Linked DNA regions of Mus musculus: region 2 is linked to region 1. A link is a loop called in an ENCODE intact Hi-C map of the cell type or tissue named here. Cell type or tissue: heart. All regions are shown on one strand. Each heading gives the region's core, and the rest is flanking DNA. Links, peaks and the distances in the headings are about the cores only. Region 1 has its middle 9.1 kb from the start of Ntf3. Region 2 overlaps Ano2 (anoctamin 2).

The links. Peaks named below come from ENCODE experiments on the same cell type or tissue, not always from the same donor. Only the 100,000 strongest peaks of a DNase experiment are listed, where the experiment ranks them.
Region 2: a loop joins it to region 1, with 4 times the contacts of the local background. A loop is called at or near these places in 3 of 42 quality-filtered maps.

Annotation. Positions count from the first base shown.
Region 1 is chr6:126,168,236-126,179,831 of GRCm38, reverse strand. No RefSeq gene overlaps it. Among named protein-coding and RNA genes, the nearest start is that of Ntf3, 9.1 kb to the right of the region's middle. In heart, for the core only: no CTCF peak of the experiment used is centred there; no DNase peak of the experiment used is centred there.
Region 2 is chr6:125,737,918-125,749,513 of GRCm38, reverse strand. The region is part of intron 3 of Ano2 (anoctamin 2); the gene reads right to left. Among named protein-coding and RNA genes, the nearest start is that of Gm38898, 48 kb to the left of the region's middle. In heart, for the core only: a CTCF peak has its summit at 5,780 (motif pointing left); no DNase peak of the experiment used is centred there.

The DNA of each region.
Region 1 (11,596 bases), core at 5,136-9,135:
CCCCAGTACAGGGGAACACCAGAGTCAAGAAGTGGGAGTGGGTGGGTAGGGGAGCGGCGGGGTGGGGGAGGGTATGGGGGACTTTTGGGATAGCCTTTGAAATGTAAATGAAGAAAATACCTAATAAAAAATTGGAAAAAAAATACTCAAATTGTTTAGAATTGATTATTTCCCTTTTATTCTAGATAATATTAATCTGTGTCTTACAGAGCTTTGCTAATGAGCTTTGCCAAGATGAAGTATATCTAGTATTAATTATATTATATTAGTCATTTTTGAAGATGTTTAACAAAATCATTTAAAAATTTTAACTTCTCTGTAATAACTTTGTTTTCTCTTATATTAATTTCAGTTTTATGCCATAATTTTATTACTTACTGCTTTTATTTAGTTGGTCCTTTGTCTTCTGACTTCTCAAGATAGTATTAGATTAAATTAAATTAAATTAATTTTAGCTCTAATTATTTCTTAATCATATTTGCCTTTATTTATTGCTTTGAGTCCCATACAACTGCTTACATTTTAAAAATATTTTTATTACATATTTTCCTCAATTACATTTCCAATGCTATCCCAAAAGCCCCCCATACCCCCCCCCCACTTCCCTACCCACCCATTCCCATTTTTTTGGCCCTGGCGTTCCCCTGTACTGGGGCATATACAGTTTGCGTGTCCAATGGGCCTCTCTTTCCAGTGATGGCCGACTAGGCCATCTTTTGATACATATATCTGCTTACATTTTAACAATTAGTTTAAATATTTAACTTATCTTGTGAGTCACACAAAAGTAAATGAATTAATATTCAATGTTTCTTCAGCATTTACTATAAAGTTGTCTCCCAAGAAAGTGTAACATATTATTTTAAACCATTGATACTTCTGACTCTTGTTTCGTGCTCCAACTTGTTATTGGTTTTAATTGCTTGCTACAGTATACTCAAAAGTAACTCTTGGATGCTGTGTTAGTCAGCTCCAGTGGCATGGCTAAAATCCCCCAACCCACCCCAAGCAAAACTACCCCTGCTTCTTAGATCCCAAGGAGCAACCAAAGCACTATTCCACTAAAGCTCACACCAGGGAACGGATGAGTTTGGAGGGCTTCCTTACAGAGACTAGATGAAGAGTCGCTTACAGGATGTGGATGCTTTACCCAGCAGGGATGAAGGATTCACCATAGCTGCATAGATGGAGTCCTGATTTGGGTCTTCCAGTCCTGTCTACTCTAGCTCCTCCCCCAGGCTGTGTGCAATTAAAGCAGAGTTGAAAGCAACTGGATGCTCAAGTGAAGATTCCCTGACCCTCTCTGATCCTCTGAGAGGAGGAGCACGCTATGAACAAGCTCATCTGGAATACTCTTTATCAAGGGGCACACAGTTGACTGCCCCAAGATGGCAGTCATGTAGCTCAGAGGACAGTCAGGCATGATTAGTGGCCATAATAACACACCATAAACTAGGTTACTTATAGCAGGAGTATATTTTTCCACATTTCCAGAGTTTAGAATTCCATGGTTAGATCCTAGCAAGGGTTCATCTCCTGGTTGCAAGTGGATGCCTTCCCCTTGTACAGTCATGTGGCATTGAGAGAGAAAGTGCTTCTTCCTGGGAACATCATCTAACCCTTCAAATGACTCCAGATGCTACACTGATGTTTGGGACTCCCTCATAGGAAGCTGAGCTAGAGCTGGCTCACTTCCGTTCCACACACAGCAGTTGCAGTAAGTAAAATGTGTTGCCAGTAAGCCGATTTGATTTGCCACATTGTGCAAATCTTTCATAACTTTATTGTGATTTTTTTTTGTTCATTTGATCTATGAATTTGGGGGAAATGCATATTAAAGTTTTATATACTATGATGGGTTTTGGTTGTTGTTTTGCTGGTTTGAAGTTATTTGGTTTTGTTGGTTCCTCTTTCTTCTTCCTGTCTGTGTTTTGTTCTCTGTGTTATATTCCCTGTCAATAAACATACAGTACGGGGTATATGAGTGTTTGGATTTTACGTCAATTAAACATTGTTCTACATTCTCCTTCCTTATTTCTAGTCTTGCTTGCCTATTGTGTCTGGTGTCTGTATAGGGCTATAGGGCCATCATCTTTCTTTGGATTGATGTCTTGATACTCTACAGTTTTTTATGCAGTTGCTGTATAGCACACTTTTGGTCAGTTATCTAGGTTCATTTATTTCATTGTATTCATATACATATTAACAAATGCATCAATAACTAATGAATGTGTTTGGATTGCCTCATCTGTCGTAGGCTCCCCTTCCTCTCTTTTATGGATTTCTTTGAACTTAATCCCCTGGGTTAGCGTATTAAACATTCCTCCTATTCGTGAACCTGTGGTTGTCATAGAGATAGCATTTAAACTCAATTTTTTAGGGCCCCTAATGGAGGAGCTAGAGAAGGTACCCAAGGAGCTAAAGAGGTCTGCAACCCTATAGGTAGAACAACAATATGAACTAACCACTACCCCCTGGAGCTCGTATCTCTAGCTGCATATGTAGCAGATGATGGCCTAGTCAGCCATCATTGGAAAGAGAGGCACCTTGGTCTTGCAAACTTTATATGCCTCAATACAGGTGAACGCCAGGGCCAAGAAGTGGGAATGGGTGGGTAGGGGAGGGGAGGGGGGGCTTTTGGGATAGCATTGGAAATGTAAATGAAGAAAATACCTAATAAATAAATAAATAAATAAATAAATAATTGGAACTGGGCGTGGTGGGTCACACCTTTAATCCCAGCACTTGGGAGGCAGAGGCAGGCAGATTTCTGAGTTCGAGGCCAGCCTGGTCTACAAAGTGAGTTCCAGAACAGCCAGGGCTATACAGAGAAACCCTGTCTCGAAAAAAAGAAAAAATAATAATTAATTGATCTTATTCTCTTTATACGAAGTAATTTTGGAAGCTAGGGTGTAGCTCAGTGGTAGAACTCTTACCTACCAAGGCCCTGGTTTCCATATCCAACAGTTGGCGAATAAATAACTTTGAAGAAACATTTTTTATAAATTACCCACAAAGCCCCAAAATAGGTTTATTAGAAACCTATTTATTATTTGAATATGATTATTTTCTCTTATTTAAAAGCAAATAAATATAATGCCAGATTTATATCACTTAGAAAAATGAATCCTTGATGGTTAAAGGTTTTATAGGTTTAGTTTGTAGATGTCTTGGATTGGATAATCATATCTTATGCTTATGTTGCTTGAAAATTATATATTTATTAAAATATTAATTTTAGAAAATGTTTATTTTATCTTATTTTGTTTGTATAAGGGTTTTGTCTTCAGTGTTTATGTGTACAGAGGCCACAAGAGTTCTCAGACATCCTCTGAAGCTTCAGTTCCGGTGGGCTTCCACATGGTGGGTGCTGTGAACCAGTCCTGGGAGCTCTGCAAGAGCAGCAAGTATCCCTAACCACTAAGCTTCTCTTCAGTGCCCTAAACTCCAATGTTTAGAGTCCAACGTGTCCAAGCATTTTATCCCTTCCCACAGAATGCATGAATGTCTCAGTCCTTCGCCCACTCACAGCTCGCTTGTCTTTTGTCTGCTTACAGCGATTTAAGTCTACAAGGCACAGCTCCATTGCTAATACACAGCCACATTCCCCTCATACTTAAGTCTTACATTGCTGTGTCACTTCGCTCCCGTCTCCATCTTTTCCATGAAATCATTTCCACCATGCCAGAGCAACTGCCATTAACATTCCATGACTGCACATTCTTCAACAAGGTACTCCTCAGATTTCAATAGTCCAAGGGAAACTTTATTTCAGCCATTTTGAAGAATATTTTTGTTCCTAGATAAAAGATTTGAGATTGCCATCTATTTTCTACTCTTATTTATGTGCCTTTGTTGCCTCGCCACCCCATCTTCTGACTGCAACAGAATAAAAGGTATGCTTTTATGACTTTTCTTTGATGACTTTTTCTTTCTATTTTTGTTTTCAATGGATTTGCTACAATTTGCCAGGGGGAAAGGTGCTTTTCTTTTTATTTATACACACTCAGTTTTGCTTAATTTCTTGGGTATGTCAATCGGTGTCTTCCATTCGCTTTCTAACACTGTGATGTGATCTCTTCTGATTCATATCTCCTTACCTGTAGGACGCCACTTATATGTGTGTTATGACTTTTTTCTTTAGGTCCTTGATGATTTAGACCCATTTCTTAATAATTCACAACTGAAGGATATAGAGTGCATAGATAGAATTGTACAAATCATTTAAAGCACACTGTTCTTTTTTTAAAACAATAAAAAAATTTCCTTTGTCTTTATGATGCAATCAGACTGAAGAAAATTCATCTTTGGATTGAGATGTTTAATACCTGAATTTCTCTCCTTTTAAAGGTGTTTCTGCTTTGTTTCCTTCCTGGCACTAAGCGGGCTTGCAATAGTCACTACTAAGAGGCACTGTTCCTTGGTGAATCTTAACTCCAATGTCCATCTCTGGAGCCTGCAAAGACTGTTGAAGCTCATATCAGTCATGTCTTCCCAGCCACCACTTACAAACCTGCCTGTGCCTCAGGGGGAAGTGCATCAAGGCTGAGCCTCTTTCTTCCTGCACTGTCCCCTTCCAGAGATCCTGTCCCTCACACCCACAATGCTCTGGCTGCTGTCCAGTTATTTCAAAATGCGCTCATTTTCATTCTGTTCTTCATTATGGGAATTTCAGATGTAAGGGAGAGGTAATATTATACTGAATGGTTATATCCGCAGACTAGATCCCACCATCTGAATTTACAATACTTGGCTTCTTTCGTGTCTCTCTATCTACTTATCCCTCTGTTCACCAATCCATCTTCATTCTTTGATGAATTTCAGAATAAATAAAGGACATCAGGACTTCTTTCTTAAAATACTTCTGCTTGCATTTAATTAAGTTGAATTCGATATTGTTTAATGGATATTTATCATTAGATACGTGTACATAAAATAAATGGCATATACCTTAGATGAACATTGAATGTTTTGACAAATGTGTACCCTGTAATCTAAGCTATTATTATTCCAGGAAATTCCTTAGTATCTCTTTCCAGTCAATTCTCACTCCTCCCACTGCAGAGGTAAGTGTATAGCAGATTCTTCCTGCTGGCTGCTCTAGAACTTTCTAAGAGCTGAATCAGAGGGCTGGAGAGATGGTTCAGAGGTTACGAGCATATCCTGTTTTCACAAGACTCAAGTTCAATTCCCAGTACTCACACCAGGCACCTCACATCCCCCTGTAAACTCTAGAGTTAGAAGATCTCACACCCTCTTCTGGTCTCCATGGATACCCGCACTTTCACACACATACACCCACACACAGGCGTACATACATGCACATCATTTTTTAAAACCTAGTTTTTAAAAAGTGTCGAATCAGATAAAATATTTTCTCCAAAGCATCTTTGACTGAGCATAACATCTTTGAAATCCACTCTTGCTATTCTGTGTATTTATAGTTTTCCCTCATTATTGCTGAGAATGGTTTCTCTACCTCAACAGCTTGCTGGCATTTCCTCCTCTTATGGATTTATAGCTTAATTTTATATTCTTTCTTTGACTTGATTGGGACATGATCTGTGCCCAGCACACAGCTTGTTGTGATAAACAGACCACACATCCTTGAACAGAATGCATATCTTGAACAAATCAGTGTGGTGTTCCACAGATGGCAATGGGGTCAGAGTTGCATAGAGGACCATCTTTCTCTTTACTGACATTTTTAAAATGTTCTCATTTCCTAAAGAGGACTGTTGATATCTCAGGTATGACTGAGAATTTTCCTTTTCTTCATCATCTGTAACTTGTTCCCACTTCATGACCCAACTATGGCTTGCTCTTAAACTAGAAACCTAAAACCCTTAACCACAAAACAAAGATGAAAGATAATTTCACCCTGTACCCAGCTTCTTTTGTACAGTCCAGTTACCGTCACCCTCAAGTCCTGGGACATAGTTTTTAAATGTTGGAAATTTGGTCTTCCAGAGTTTCCTCAGCCAAGCCATAAATGGAGCCTTCAAATGACTTTTAAAGTATTTTCCCAGCTTTTAAAGATATTCTTGAAGGAAAGCTCTACATATTACAAATTAGCCTACGTAGCCAGAAGTCAAGTTTCCCAATAAAAGTACTTTAGGGAAGTTTTATATCTCTAGAAATAGATTTGATGGATTAATACAATGTAAATATCACTATTAAATTTAAAAGTGTTTATCCAGGCACAGCCCAAAATAATTTTACATTATATCAGTGACAGACTTGGAGAAGGTACCCACATGTATTCAAGGCACCAGATCTCTAGCATGTGATTCTCACACTAAGAAGGGATCTTGACTGATCAGCTACCCAACCAACCTTGAACCCCTTACACAGTCTTACTTCAAGGCAGTTTTATGCCCAAGATCACCTCAGAGTCACAGAGAACAACTCAATAGCTATGGAGGCAGTGAGTGGTTCTGTTTAGGGGAATTCTGTGTTTCTGAGACATCACCTTGGACTTCACTTGATGTCAGCTCCCTAAAGCTCCCAGCTATCCACACTAGCCCTCTCCTGGAGATCTTGTAGATCTGCCAGCTTTTGTTAGCAATTGAAATTAAATTTCTTACCAAATATTGCTTTATTAAATTGAACCATTTGGTCACTTTTTAATGTACAGAGAAGAAGAGGAGGAAGCAAAAGAGGAAATGGTGAACAGTTTTTAGATGGGAGCCTTGTAAGGTCATCTATAACAACCATCAACAATTAGACAGAGATTATCTAAGGGGAGAGAGTCCCACTTTTCCAGTTGTCATTACCCATGGCCAACAAGAATCTGAACATCTTAGATGGAAAATTCCAGAAATATAAAGCTCGTGAATTTAAAATGGCTTTCACAACAGTACGCTGCTGTAATTGTTCTGTTTTGTTATTGGTTGTTAGTCTTACTGTATTGTATTTACATGTTAAATCTTGTCTTAGTCATATGCATAGAAAACAACACACACACTTTGAGGCTTCAGGCATCCATTAAAATCTCTAAGAATGAGGAAAGATCACTGTAAAGTGCTATCTTCAGAAAGAGCCAACCTCATGTCACCATCACTAAGACAAAACTATTGCTTTAACCTCCTTTCGATTAAAACCCTTCCAGTTCTCACTTTAACTTTGCCTTCTACATGCTTTCTTTCAAGTTTGGCCAGTCATCAAAAGGGAAAAATGTAAAGGAAATGAAATATTAAAATAGATTGAAATAAGTAAAGAGAGGCAAAAAGAAATGATAGGAAATCGAGAGTGGTGGACAGAAGGTACCCTGGAGGAAATAATCACATGTCTCTTGGGGTTGAACAGGCAGAAAAACGAGCATGCTGGGAATCAGGAGTGTGGGTACCACACACTCACTGATGAGTCTGATTTTCTGTGTGTTCTCAGGCAAGTCCCTTCACTTCCCTGTATCACAATGACTCCTTCTGTGAAGTGAAGGACTTGACTAGGAAACTCTCAGACACCTTCCAGCTCCAAAAGAATGCAAGCCATTCATGTGCTGGTTCCACATGGCAGCCAGTCTCTGTTTTCCAACTTGAGATAAGGGGTGTGGACCAGTGTGTCATCTTGTGATCCCTTGCCAGGTCTGATTCCATTGTCATTAACCACAGACTCCCTGCTAACTCTGGGCAAAACTCACTGCTTTTGATTTATTAACAGCTATGTGTAGAAGGCTGTACATTTCCAATCTGCTGCTCGCCTCTCTGGTTTGCTTTCTTTTAAAGGTGTCTCTGGGTTCAGATGGGTGGTTGAACATGGGTGAAGAGACGACTATTGTAATTTGAAAAGTAATTCTCTCCATGTCAAAGGCTGTGATTTCTAGGTTTTGGGACTTGTTTTTGCAAGCTACCTATGGGAGACCTCTTAAGGCGTGGGGAGAACCAAGAGGAGCCTCTCATCCGTTATTGGAGGCAGAGAAGAGGATTCGATAAAGAGACAGCATGCAAATCGTGTGCTTTGTGGTTATTATCTGAAAGCAGCTCCAGATTTTGAAGCTTGCCCACAGGCAGGCTTCAAAGGTGACATCCAAGTCTGTTTCTGTGCTAAATGGACAGACATTTGTATGAGTGACCAGTTGCTACTGGGTGGAATTCAAATAAAACACACGTAGGTAGCTAACCATCCACTATCTACAGGTTCAGGTTCAGATCCCATAATTTCTGGGTAGGCATTCACCTATGAGTTATTACAATCTCGGGGCTCGACCACTTTCTCCCTCCATGTCTTGATTCTGCAAATGCAAGGAGTTTTGATTTAAACGTCTTTTCAACCATTGGAGCAAAGCCAATGGTCTAACCCCTTAGATAAATTTCTTAGAACCCTGGCACCAAAGGCTTTGTCTAGCAGGTCTGTGATAGCTCTCTTACCTAAGCTGTCATGAACAGTTGCCTTCACAGAGAAATCTCCTTGGAGGATGGATCAATAGAGGAATCACTCTCCTATATGACAAGTCACTGTCCTGTAGTAAGACATGCTCACCTATGTGGCTCATAGTTAGACCGGATGAAATCCTGCTCACAGCCTCTATTGCCTATCTTCTCCCAAACCCCCAGGCAACCTTGATCCCTGGCAAGCTGCTTCTGTGGGTTCTGTAATGCATTTCTGGCCTACAAGGGTACTTGCTCACAGGTGGCACACACAGAGAAACACGCATATACCCACAAATAAAAGCAAATCTAAAAAGAAGTTTTTAAAAGCAACTCTACGTGGGACAGTCTAGTAATTACTTTTCTTGTTGCTGTGCCAAAACACCTAACGAAAGCAGCTTAAGAAAGGAAGGGTTTGTTTTGGCTTCTGATATGAAGGACCAGTCCCTCCTGGCAGGGCGTTCCTGTTTGCATGGGTGTAAGGTACTGTTTACATTGTGTGTGTGTGTGTGTGTGTGTGTGTGTGTGTGTGTGTGTGCAATCAAGAAGCCCAGGTTAATGCATGCTGGTGTCCACTCACTATTGGCAGGCCCCTATTGTTTTTAGTCTGGGACCTCAGCCCACAGAATGGTGCTTCCTACAGCCAAGGCATATCTTTGCCCCACCCGCACCCCCACCCCCACCCCCAGTTAAACCTCCTGGAACCACCCTCATAGACACACCCCTGGGGCTGTTTCCGAAGTGATCCTAAACTCTCAAGTGAACAATGAAGAGTCACTGTCACAGACCCCATAAAAGCTTGGATAGGATGTATCAAACACCCTAATGAGTCCCCACTGTAGACATAATCACCAAAGGCCTGGGGATCCTTATCTCTCACAAATGACTATGATCAAAAAGGCCATCGCTTCTGGTATGAGGGAAGCGTTTCTGTGATGGGTCGCACCGAAGTTCTTGGTTTCTGGGCCCATGGTGATGACCTCACTTCTCCCTTTCATCTTGTCATTTGGTGACATCTCAATACACGAGTGGAAAGACAGGCTCGGGTTAGCTGGCTCATCAAGGGTACAGCCCAGCAGTTGAATTGAAGGGTCAAGGTTTCTCAGTCTATAACTGAATCTGCAAGGAGAAACACTGGCATATATAATAGGAGGATCATCTATGGGGTATTTTATTGCCCAAAGATAGAATTGATGGCAATGCCATATCTACGTCAAACGCACACAGTAAAACTTTATGGTTTCTCCCCGTGAAATATTCTGTTTATGTCACATGGGCCTAATCTAATGCTTTTTTTTTTTTACGTTTTTCTTCCCCTCCCCCATCCTTTTCCCTGCCCTCTTTGTCTCCTGAGACCTATTCCCTTTGGAAATGCATTAGTTACCTAGGAAACCTTAATGTCATTTTTTTTTTTATGAGTGGAGTTTGGTACAGCATAAAGCTAATTTATAGGGTGGTTAGGAATTCGTGTCGTGACTGGCAAAGCAGGAGAGTTTATTGTGACTCCGAGATCCACCTGTGTGGCAGGCATACACACCTTCACTCTATCATTAGGGATAATTTTTTTGAAGCCTAATTATAAATATGCGTTCTATTTCACAAAATGAGTTGATTCATTGTTGTTCCATGCAATACATTATATTTCTCAGCATAAGCCCAAGAACATAATTAAGGATAACAATAGGGCAGTAATCCACTAGGCAATCTGTTAACCGTGGAGGAAGTGCTGGAATTTCCTCTTGAATGGGAAGTGATTCTGCCTCAGAGGTGGGGAATGAATAGAATGAGATTTTTAAACTCTTTGTCTCTCTCTCTCATGAAGTCCACATTAGGAAGTTAAATAAACTGTATGTATGTCCACTGCCTCATTCTGCTCACTTCTTACTGTCTGGGAAGACAAATACATATGTGAAGACACGTGCATGCACACAGGCACACAGTTATATTAGTAAAATATACATGGAACCCAACTAATAAATGCTTTTCTCTCTTTCTTTCTTTCTTTCTTTCTTTCTTTCTTTCTTTCTTTCTTTTCTTTTCTTTTTCTTTTTTCTTTTTTTTTTTTTTAGTTTTTCGAGACAGAGTTTCTTTGTGTAGCCCTGGCTGTCCTGGAACTCACTTTGTAGACCAGGCTGGCCTCTAACTCAGAAATCCACCTGCCTCTGCCTCCTGAGTGCTGGGATTAAAGGCGTGCGCCACCACGCCCGGCTAATGCTTTTCTTTCTAAAGATCAGAATCCCTCACCAGTAGACTGACCAAGATGTCCTTGTAAGGCCTGGGGCTTGCACTGTGACAGGTGTTATGCTGTAAGTTTCAAATTACTGGATTTACTTAGTCCTCCTAATGTACCTGGGAGACTCCTACTACTTTACCAACTCTCGATGGATTTTGATCAGCTAGGAAACCTGTCCGAAAACAATGTTGAGAAGGTTGAGAGCAATGTGAAACATTTGTCACTCTACAAAACCAACCCTTCCAAAAAAGATGTTAGACTGTGACTAACTTATTTATTTTTATGTGCATTGGTGTTTTGCCTGCATGTATGTCTGTATGAAGGCATCAGATCATCTAGAACTAGAGTTACAGACAGTTGTGAGCTGCCATGCGGGTGCTGGGAATTAAACCCACATCCTCTGAAACAGCAGCCGGTGCTCTTAACCAATGAGCCATCTCTCCAGCAGAATACCGCTTCTAATATCTCTACTAGATCTAAGCTGGTCCTTGGAGCCAACATGTGCTTTCCTAAGATGGCAGACATTTTAGAGAAAGCTAAGCTTACTGAATAAACATAGACACATCACCCAGCTACCAGGGACAAATAATCTCATGGGGGGGGGGGGGGATAATCCTCCCAAATAATGTCTCATATATGCTCCAGGGCATTTGGGGACCACTGCTAACTGGCAGGCTAGCCCGTGTGCTTAACACATTTGGCATGGGGAGCCAAAATGATACAGTGCATGGAACGCCCCGACCCTAAGTTCCTATTTCTAATACAGACACCTTTTGCCTTCACTTTGTTTTGGAAATGTAGACTTTCTGCCTTCCTCATCTGGAACAGCTGTCTCAGTGACTCGGGGATGGTGAATGAGAGCAAAAGTAAGCACAAGTGTTGTGGCTATTCAGCCTTAGGACCCTCCAGCAACAGAGGCAACTCAGAGATACTTTAGGATCCGCCAAGGCACGCTACTTATACAAAGGCAAGTAAAAGAAACAACACGAGGTCT
Region 2 (11,596 bases), core at 4,190-8,189, 430 kb after region 1:
AAAAGGAAGGAAGGAAGGAAGGAAGGAAGGAAGGGAGGGAGGGAGGGAGGGAGGGAGGGAGGGAGGGAGGGAGGGGAAAGCAAGGGTAAAAGAAAGAAAGAAAGAAAGAAAGAAAGAAAGAAAGAAAGAAAGAAAGAAAGAAAGAAAGAGAGAAAGAGAGAGAGAGAGGGAGGGAGGGAGGGAGGGAGGGAAAGGAGGGAGGGAAAGAAGGGAAAGAAGAAGGGAAAGAAGGGAAAGAAGGGAAAGAAGGGAAAGAAGGGAAAGAAGGGAAAGAAGGGAAAGAAGGGAAAGAAGGGAAAGAAGGGAAAGAAGGGAAAGAAGGGAAAGAAGGGAAAGAAGGGAAAGGGAAAGGGAAAGGGAAAGGGAAAGGGAAAGGGAAAGGGAAAGGAAAGGAAAGGAAGAAACAAACAAACAAACCAGGACACAGGAAAGTTTAAAATGTGTCCTAAGGTAATGAGGAGCAGCTATGGGAACCAGGGAACCAGGGACTACCCATCTGAAAACCCAGCTTCATATCATAGAGCACAGACAGCTAACAGTAAACAAAGGGAAGGGCATCTCTGCTCTCCACAGTTAAGGTACAACACAATACTAGTAACAACACAGGGTTGTTCCAGCACCGCCACAAGGACCCTACAAAATTCATGAGAGGACAGGGTAAGATTCTGAACTTCTATGCAGAGTGCAGGGGCAGCTCTGTTTCAGAGGTGTGATCCTCTCCCAGGAACTTCACTGGTCTCACACACAGGCTGCTGTGAAGACCGAGCACGAATGGAGCCTGCCCTTTCCCCCTTCCCTAGTACCTCTTCCTGCACTCCAGAGAGCCCCTGAGGAAGAGCAATGGCCTGGCCACAAGGAAGTCTAAAGGCAACGTCAGACGCTAGAGTCAGAGAAGCCTTCCTCCCTCCCTCCCTCCCTTCCTTCGTCCATCCCTTCCTTCCTTTTCTTTCTTTTTTGAATAATTTTTATACAATATATTCTGACCATAGTTTCTCCGTCCTCACTTCCTCCAAGATCCTCTCCATATCCCACCCATCCAACCCCAAGCCTTCTTTCTCCTTGTCCCTAGAAAATGGACTGGTCTATTTAGAAAAAAAGGAGGAAGAGAAGGAGGGAGACAACGACAAAGCAAAGAGAGAAAAAAGAAATACACACAAGAAAAAGCAAAGGAAACACGTATATACTCAGATACACACTTGCACGCACACATACAAAAACCATAAAAAGAGAAAATCAGAAACCATAATGGATAAGCAAAAGACAAGGTAACCAATGCCCAGCAAAGCATTATGAGTCAAAACATCTCCAAACTACCAGTGAGTTTGTTTTGTGTGGGCCATCTAGCCTCCCTTACATGTAGCTTGCCTGTCTGGTGAGGCTCCCTTAGAGAAAACTATGGCTTCTTGGTTAGGGGTGGGGGCTTTTGGAAAGCCATACTCTCTACATCTTTCGGAGGTGGTCAGCCCACAATGGTATCTCAGACACCAGGAAAACAAGGAATGTAGTACCCAGGCAAAGGTGCCAGCCTGCTGCAGTCTGTACAGTATGCAGCGGAAGGAAGCCACGGTCAGAAGGGTCTCCTCTCCGGCACATGCCCCACTGCAGCATGCTGGGCCTTCAGATGGCTCCAGATCATGTGATTAAAGAATAAAGCACACAAAATCGAAAGAAAAACCAACAGACGGATCCACAAACCCATTCTTCCACTGCGCAGTGAGGAGGGAAGAACCCAGACCCAGGCAGGCTTGCTACTAAGAGTGCCCAGGGGGCCCTAAGGCACACACGTTAGTTACTTCCCATTTGCCAGCCAGCAATCTGCTCCTGATTTGCTCCAGCCTGATCCTACCAGGAAGCACCACATTCTTGCACTACGATTTCATCTCCCTCTGGTCCAGCCTGCCCTGGCCTTGTGTCAGATTAATATTCCTATTCCATGGACGCCAGACAAAATTCCCTTCAGTGTGGTTGACCTCTCCAGTTGCCCCCAGCTGCCTGGAAGCTTACGGAGCCGGTGGCAGCCACCACCCCTTTCCCCACCCTAGAGTCCGGAAGTGTAAACACTCAGGGTGGCCTGACTCATACAGAAAGTTATTAGGGAAGGAGTGAGGTTTTACAAGGTGTCAGAGATTTCACTAGCTTACAGGACCAGAGCTGGTGTCCAGGATTTGCAGGAGAACAACTGGCTTTCCACCATAGACAAGACATGGCCCAGGTTATGTCTGATGCTCCCAGCTTCCTCACTGATGATCAAGGCTGGGCAAAGAGAAGTGTCTGTGAGAATTCAACCCAACAATGATAGTAGCCAATACTTAGTGAGCAGCTTACCGTATGGTAGACACAGCACTAGGAACATTTAATGCTTTATCTTTAATGCATTTAATTCCTCAGTGAACTCAACAAGGATGCACTACCCCCTCCCTCCCCACCCCCATCCCCACCCCCCCATCCCTACCTGCTTTACAGAAAACATCAAGAGAACATAACAAAGATTTGGTGACCTGCCCAGAGTGTCATTGGAACTCAGAGTCTAAGCCTGGAAACACTGAGCAGCACATGCCACCATGCTCTGAGTTTTACAGATGGCCTCTTAGCACTGTGCCATCTTTCTGGCCCACGATGGGGGCGACTTTGAGGAATGAACATGTCTAAAGATAAGACCATGAAGGTAGCATATTCATGCCTCTAACTGGACCGCATCACCTGAATACATCCCTACCTACTAGAGAAGTCGAAAATTTGTCTACCCAGGCTAGCCCTGGTCAAAGCCAAAGCCCACTTCTGCCTGCGCTAGGAGATGAAGTTATAAGAAAACTGTTCCAGGAAAATCTAAAGTGAGTCAAAAAGCGGCAAACATAGTCTTTGGTGCCCGCATTACTGAAAAAGAGGCCCTGGACAGTCTCTTTTGGGCCCTGCCCAACATGCGTGACTCTCCCTACCACGTTTAGAAGCACAGAAGAAAAGCAGACCGGAAAACACGTACATGCACGCTTCTGTGCAGAGCAGTGTTATCACAACCAAAGCATGGAGGCAATGCGAGTGTCCACAATGGGTGAGTAGATGAACAAAGTGTGCTGCACACATTTTTATGTGTGTGAGTTTATTCAGTCTCAGAAATGAAGGAAATCCTGCCACGGGCAACAACGGCAATCCACCTGGAGGGCATTATGCTAAGTAAGAGGACCGGCCATGGAAGGATAAACATTGGAAGAGCTGCTGACATGACAGTCATATTCACAGAAGCAAAGGCTACAGTCATGTGACCAGGGGTTGAGGAATGGGGCCACAGGAAGTGATGCTATGTATGAAGCTTCAATTCTATTGGCTGAGTTAGAGTTAGTGGTCCACTGTACATCACATACATTATGCCCATAGCTAAGGCAGCATCACACATTGGCATGTAAGAGCGGTGAGTTTAATGTTGAGTGACCTCACAAGAAGGCAAGACATTAAAGGCGGTGTCCAACGTGTCCACCACTGATATCCTTATGTACCCAGTCACCAAGTCACACACATTAAAGTTCTCCTTTTCTCTGCAGACCAATACACTCCAAATAAACTTGTTTCTTTAAAAGAAAATTTCAGCAGGAGAGAGAGCTGTTTGAGGACAGAAACAGAGCCAGCTAGTGGGGAAGGTGTGGGCTGTGGTAGAACAGGGGATGAAGAAGAGAAGGCTACAGTGACATACATGCATGACAACGCCATCACAAAACCCACCCATCACTTTTTGTGCACATTAGAAATAAATGGAATATAAGATAAATTTTGGACACATCATATAATACAGATGATCTTTGGAGACATAGGACATTGTGCTAGGTGAAATAAAAGGGTACTAAAGAAAGACCAAATCCTGATCAGTCCCACCTCTGCGAGGCCCCCAGAGTCGTGAAATGCGTGACGACAGCAAAGGAAGAGTGGCCGCCAGGGAAGGTCGGGGTAAGTACTGAATGGAGACAGGGTTTCAGAAGGAAGGGTGGTGTCCTACCGCTGTGGGCATGCACTTGTGGCCATCAGCTATACACTACAAATGGCTAAGACAGTAACTTAATGCTATGCATATTTAACCACAGGTCTCTCTTCTCATCTCACAATACTTAAATTTTTCGAGACAGGGTTTTGCTATGTCACCTGTGAGTGCTGTGGATACAGCCTGTGCCACCACACCTGGCTTAGCCATGGTTGCAAGATATGTTTATAATAAACCCTGTGTGTGTTGGGAACTTATGCCTGTACCTTTTTTTTAAAAAAGAAAAAAAAAAAAGAATAGTCAGAAGAGCAGAAATTGATAAAATCCACAGTTCATAGACTGGCCTGGAACTCCAGTAAATGGGATGACAGATTTGCTGTAACACAGATGAGTGAAAGTTAAATCTTCCAGCGATAAATTATTTAAACAAGTAACCCTGCCTGACCTGGCAGCACCCTCAGTAAAAATGTATGATTAGCGATCACTCACAAAGAAGCCTGAGACCAACCTGAGGAGCCAAGCTTTTTCAACAGAGAGCCTGTGCCCAGAGCTGCCCGCTTCCCTAACCCCAAGGCATGCCTAGCCAACAACAGAAACCATGCCCTCATGATTGCAATTTTATGAGGAAGCCAGAGAAGTCACATTCATAGAGAACAGACACCTGAACCTATAAATAATGTTCACATTGCGGTCCTCCGAACATGTGTCACAGGCAAAGCCAAGACGTCTGATGCAGAGTCGTGTGGTATGTGCTCAGACTGTCTGTCAGTCCCTCCTCTTTGGGTAGTCTCTCTCCCCTGTACCTCAACCTCCCTGCTTCTCAATTTCATAAACTGCTTCAACTCTGTGGGGAGCCGAATTTGAAATCTGCTCTCAGATCTCTGCAGCCGGTGATGTACATCTTTGACCATCCTGTGAATAAACTCATCATTTCAGTGCTTCATGGGAGAAAAGAAATTAACCTGGTTTAGTAACATAAACAATCACAGTCTAGAAAGAGATTTGCTCAAACGTGGTCATGGGATAGAGTGTCTAGAAGAGGAGTCAAGATGGCTAGACAAGACTGGAACTCAAACTGTAAGTCAACAATTAACCCAGAAACAACAGCCTGGTTTCCAGGTAGAGAGGATACAAAACCTTAGAAGTCAGTGTTTGGCTGAGAAATAAACACTTGTCTCAGAGCAAGTTATTAACCTCTCTCTCTCTCTCTCTCTCTCTCTTTCTCTCTCTCTCTCGTCTCATACATTACATCCTGTCAGTTCCCCTCAGTCCACTCCTTCCAGTGACCCCCACCCTCCCTTTCTTCTCCCGAGATTCACTCCCCTTTTGCTTCCCTTTAAAAAAAATAACTGCAGCCCTCCTGCGGTTATCTCCCCAACATGGCACAACAAGGTGCAATGAGACAAGGCCTTATCAAGGCTAGACAAGCGAAGCAACCTCGTAGAAAGAAAGGGGGTCTCAGGCACAGGCAAAAGCATCAGAGACAACACCCACTACCCCTGTTGGGAGTCCCACAAGACCACCAAGCTACAAAACCATAAAGTATATGCAGAGGACCCAGGTCAGACCCATGCAGGGTCCCTGTTTGTCACCTCAGTCTCTGTGAGTCCCTGCAAGCCCTGCATAGTTGATTTTGTGCGTCCTGTTCTGGTATCCTCAACTGTTCCGCCCTACAATGCCTCCTCCCCTCTTCTGTGGGGTTCCCCTGGCTCCGCCTAGTGTTTGGCTAGATGAGGCTTCTGTGACACCAATGTAATTCTTTGTACAGTTTGTTTTAATGAAGCATCCAACTGAGGCTCTTGACCTCCTCCTGGTGGTTGGGAGGACTCATGACAGCTATACAAATAGTATGGGCCCTTTAGGTTAAAAATTCTGAAAGCAAAGACATTCAGGCAATGTGTCTATGGACAAGCAAGGGCAGGTGTACAAGTGGAAAAAAAGGACTCATCAGGGATTCTGTAGCTTGTGACCCCTGGGTTTAAAATTCCACATTTTTTTTTCCTACCCAGATTCGCATCTTGGGGATAGCAATCACACCCAGAAGTGATAATTCCCTCAAGCTTTAAGTCCTTGACAGCATGGAAAGTTTCCCCTAGGGGCCTAGGGAAGGCAATGGCCTCCTGTGGCACAGAGCTCATTCCTCCACTGTGACTGTCGCTGAGAGATGCCGGTAGTCTAGGGCGTTCATCCGATCATGCTCTGCCTTCTGTATTTTCATCGTTGTCATGGTGAACAGAGTGACGGGGTTCCTCTTTTGCCCAACAGCTTTTGGTTATTCATCAAAATTAGTCCTAAGAAGACTTCCAAAGCACATGGCAGGTTGAGACTACCTCCATGTGATGCAGTAAATGAGAAGAGTCAGGATAACAGGAAGAGAAAGATCAGAATGTTCTAAAGAATGAAAGATCAGACGTGCATCAGAAACCACAAGGAGAGTGACTGCCCAGTCTTAAAGTAGAGAGAAAGACAATGGCAGCCCGGAAAAGAGAAAGCAACACCAGGCTCCGCCACTGCTCCCTGGTTGAGGAGGAAAGTCAATCCTATCCAAAAGGCAAGTCAGCAGGCCCTGGTGAAGAGAAACTGGAAATATCATCCAGGGGGAAAGCCAACAGACTCAAATCCAGCTAGAGGCGTTGGCGAGACAGGGACTCCACTGTGTGAGCAGTCAGCCACAGAGCGGAGGTCAGCATTGCTTCATTCCAAGTCTCAGAAGACTGACCAGACACTGTCTTGGAAGAGAACATACTGTTCAAAGCTAAGCTAACCTGCAAACCCAGTAACAACCACAACCCACAGAGTAACAACCACAACCCACGGCACCTGGGTCAATTTCCACAGTGCGGCAGCAGGAAATAGTGACGGGAGGCAGCTGTGAGGAGGGAGAGGCCAGAGGTGGACACACTAAGAGGCTGAGATAGAAGCTTTGCTTGGAGTCAAAGGTCTTTGCTTGGACCAGAGCCTAAGGGCAGGCAGGGAGTGGCCAAACCTCAGGAGCCACTTGTCTGCTGTGCGGTGCTCTGCTAGACAGACTGGGAATTCTGGAGTTCTGGCAGAGTCTTTAACATCTACAGCTGTGTCCTCCAGGCAGAGTGTTTACGGCTACGTGGATTTGAAAACAGACGCTGGTCCACCTGTGCACACCGAAGGTCTGTGTTCACTTTCCCGTTCACAAAACACTTGGGAAAGACCACTTGGCTAGAACATTCGACATCCTAGTATATACAAACTGGTAAGTCCAAGAGATGTGGAAGAACTTGCCCAGACCACAGAATACAAGGTCAGATGCAACCAGCAGAATCCTCGGGTACATAAAAGGGAGGAGTTTCCATGAGAACGCATCTCTGGTGGACACATCACCCTTGACCCATCCAGGTTAAGCACCAGCCTAACAGGTAGGCAGGCGTGTCAAGACAGTCCACTATCAGCCGACCCCGCCCAAACCAACGGCCCCCATGCTTAGAAGAGCCAGCCACAGGCAAGCCAATGCTTCATCCGTTCTGTGCTCCTTGGTTTCTTCTTTTCAGTAGACTTTCAGTAGCAGTTTGACTTCATTTTAATTTTTTTTATCAAACTTTTATTATTTTTATTCCTCCTTTTAAAGTCGTCTAATTTTATTTATGCATTTTGAACCACTGTTGTTTTACATCTCTTTCTTTGTTCTCTCCTTTTGTAATGTCATTCCCCATTTCCCTTTTCCTTTCTCATATTTGACTCGGCTTCGCATTTCCTTTTCCTGTCCCTTGCCTTCTTCTTTAGCTCATTCAATACTGTTAAAAAAAAATGAGACATTTTTTTCTCTTTGTAGCAGCTATCCCAGAACTCATTCTATAGATCAGACTGGCCTCAAACTCAGAGATCCCAATGCCTCTGCCTCCTGAGTGCTGGGGTTAACCCCAGCACCATGATATTTTAAGTTCTACCCTAAATATTTTTTAATCTTTATAGCATGCTCTCTGTGACTTCGCTGTCTTCTGTTCCATGGTCTTTGCTGGTGCACTGGTTAGCTCAGGTTGATTTCCCACACTTTTCCACATCCTTTTCAGGTTCAAGCTGTTGCTTTTACAGCAGTATAGTCTCTCTTCTTTTGAAACTAGTGAAGACTGACTCCCCAAGAATGTCTTGCTCAGGCAAATCAGCAGATCATGACACAGAAGTGGGAGGTGTGAGAAACCAAGGCAGTGCAGGGTCTCTATGGACACAACTCCTCATCTACTAAACCTAGATAGCGACATGGTTGGGATGCTATACAGAGAACTCAAAATTCATAAAAATGATAGATAACTTCAAGAGGAGACAAGAAGATGAACGAAGGGAAGAAATGAATTCAGAGTGTGGATGAGGGATACAGCCATGTCAAAAGGTGGTAATAGCACACAAGAGAAACATGGCAAGGAGATTAGTTTGTGGGGATGGGGGGGGTCAAAGCAGAAATTTTATAAGTGAAAAACAATCTCATTTTAAAACAACAGAAGTCATCATTAATAGATTTGATTAATAGATTAAATCAAATAAAGACTTGGAGATGAAAGATAAGGTGGAGGTCATAGCACACTCAAGATTAAAAATTAAAACATAAATAAATAACATAAATAAAAACAAATCAGACATAGGCTATGGCTCAGTTACTGAAGTGCTTGTCTAGCAGATATGAAATCCTGGGTTTAAGCCTCTGCAGAAAGCTGAGAATGATGACCTTATCTGGAACCCCAGCACTTAGGAAGACAAAGTAGGCAGAGCAGGGCCTGTTGGCCACTCTCAGCTATGAATTAAAGGTTGGCTGAGCTCTATAAGACTCTGCCTTAAAACTATTTTTAAATTGAAAATCATAATCACAAGTTCTAAGAACTAGGATTAAAAGAGCAATGGAATAAAAACTAAAATCACAGGAAATTGATTCAATAAAGTGATAGATTTAAATTAAAAAAAAAAAGCCCCAAGTTTGAAGGCTGGAGTGGATATCCAGACACAAGAGGCATTTAAGAACACCACTGGAGAAGAGCCTCGATTAAAACATCACACTCAAATACCAAGAGTAAAGATCCAGAGGTCAGGGAGAACCAGAGCAAAACAAAGCCTGAGGATGTAGCAGAATCACAGCTCCCATAAAAGTCTCAGCAGCCATGACTGTCTGCACAAGATCAAGTCAGTTAACATTCCAGCCCCGAGGGGGGGGGGGAGGCTCAGGAGCCTACACCTCTCTGAGGAGCTTCGGCAATGGATGGCTTCTGAAGTAGGGACAGTCCATTTTCTTTAAGAGTATGACTCCAAGTGGGTGGACTGCATTCCCAGAGGGAGGCCATATCCATAGTCAGCACATGCAAAGAAATAATAGAGGTCTAAGCCAAAAGGAATGACGAGGATGTTACAGGAGCAACGAAGACTGTGGAACAAAGAGCTGCTTCTTGGAAAAAGTGAACAAGGCTGACAGAGAAGATTCTAATTACCAAAGTGAGATATAAAAGAAGGGCATTATAAGAGATGTCCATTAAAGCCACAGGGTCACCAAGGACTTCTTTGAGAACCCACATTTCAAAAAGCTACAAAGTCTCGAGGAAAGTGAGAGAACAACAAATTAAACCTAAAGTATGCTGAAAGCTTAGTATAGTAATAAGTAAAGAGACTAATAGAATAATAAAGTTTTCCCAACCAAAGAAGTCTAGGACTAGGCAGTCTCAATGGTTAATATGACCAGATATTGTTTTTATGATGGGGGAAAATGTGTATATTTAGAATTAGCCATCTGGACTGAGTTTAGATGATGCCAATCTTGTTGGCAACATACAGAGTATCATAATCAGGAGCCAGGCGAACATACGCCTTCTTCTCTCCGTCAGGCCTTATCAGGGTAGTGACTTTGGCCACATCAATGTCATAGAGTTTCTTCGCAGCCTGTTTGATCTGATGTTTATTGGCCTTGACATCCACAGTGAACACAAGAGTGCTGTTGTCCTCTGTTTTCTTCATGGCTGACCCGGTGGTCAGTGGGATTGATGATAGCATAGTGGTCAAGCTTGTTTCTCCTGGCGCACTCTTTCTAGGATATTTTGGCTGTGGACGCCTTTCATCGCCGTCTCCTTAGCTTTCAAGGCCTTCGCTTTGGCTTCAGCTTTGGGAGGGGCAGGAGCTTCCTTCTTCGCTTTCTTGGAGAAAAGCTGACCAGATATCTTAAAAGCTAGTGCCAATGATCCTGAGACTATTACATAAAATGGAAAGGAGGGAATGGCTACAAATTCATTATATGAAGCCATTGTTTATTTGTTTCCAAAATCAGATAAAGATACAACCAAAAAACTAACTAAATAAAAACTACTCACAGATATCTTGAACAAACAGACACAAAAGCACAGCAGATTATTTGTAAAGTTAATTCAACCAATCATTTAAATGATCATGTAACCATGATATATGGACAATTTAATGATTACTTTCGTTCCAAGGATGAGAGGATGGTTCAACACATTCAAATCAATAGAAAAAAAAAATACTCAGTTCAGAAATCCTGATCATCTCAATAGATGCAGAAAGGGCCTTTGGCAAAGCTCAATATCCCTTCATTATAAAAGCCCTGAAGAAACTAGGAATAGAAGAAGTACAACCTCAATGTAATAAATGTTATATATGACAAATTTATATCCAACATTAAACTAACTGGGGGGAAGCAGAAGGTATTTCCTCTAAAATGAGTAAGTAGGTAGAAGTATCCATTTTATCCCTTTTCATTGACACTGTGCTTGAAGACTTAGCCACAGCAATAAGCACAGCAATAAGGGAAGAGAAAGAAATGAAAGATACAACTAGCAAAGTAGAAGTCACATTATCCCTACTTCATCTATAGCCATGACACTCTGAAGGCACCCAATGTTGTCATAGTATCCCTCTTTGCAGATGATATGATCCTGTACTTAAGGAATTCTAAAGATTACATCAGTATATTCTTAGATCTGATTAGCACTTTCAACCATGTAACAGAATACAATACAAATATCGAAAAATTCATAGCATTTCTATACACAAATAATTAGCTTGTTAAGAAAGAAATCAGAGGGAAATCCATTCACATTATCTTTTTAACACACACACACATACTTCCTAGAAATAAGCCTAACCAAGGAATTGGGGGCAGGAGACTTTTCCTATGAAGCTTTCAAAACACTGGGAAGATACTGAAGAAGACACCAGAGACACCAGATGACGGAAGCACCTTCACACCCATGGATTGGCAGAATCAACACTGAAAATGGTGGATCACAAAAAGCAATGTTCAGGCTCGGTGTAATCCCTATCAAAAATTGCAGTGAGGTTCTTCAGAGAGGTAGAAAAATAGAATTCTGAAATGTATATGTAAGCACAAAAGACTCTGAATAAGCAAAGCAATCAGAAGCCAGAAGAGCAACGCTGGATGAATCATGGTATTTGATTTCAAAATACACCACAGGGTCATAATAACAAACAGCATGGCACTGGCACAAAGCCAGACGAGAAGACCCACAAAGAAACCATACAGCTACAGCCACCTGGGACTTACAAAGAAGACAAAGTGCAGCTCAGAGAGGAGAAGCTCTTCAACAAATGATGGCTGGGGAAACCGGGTGGATGTGGGCTCCATCTCTCCCTCTGTGCAAAAATCAA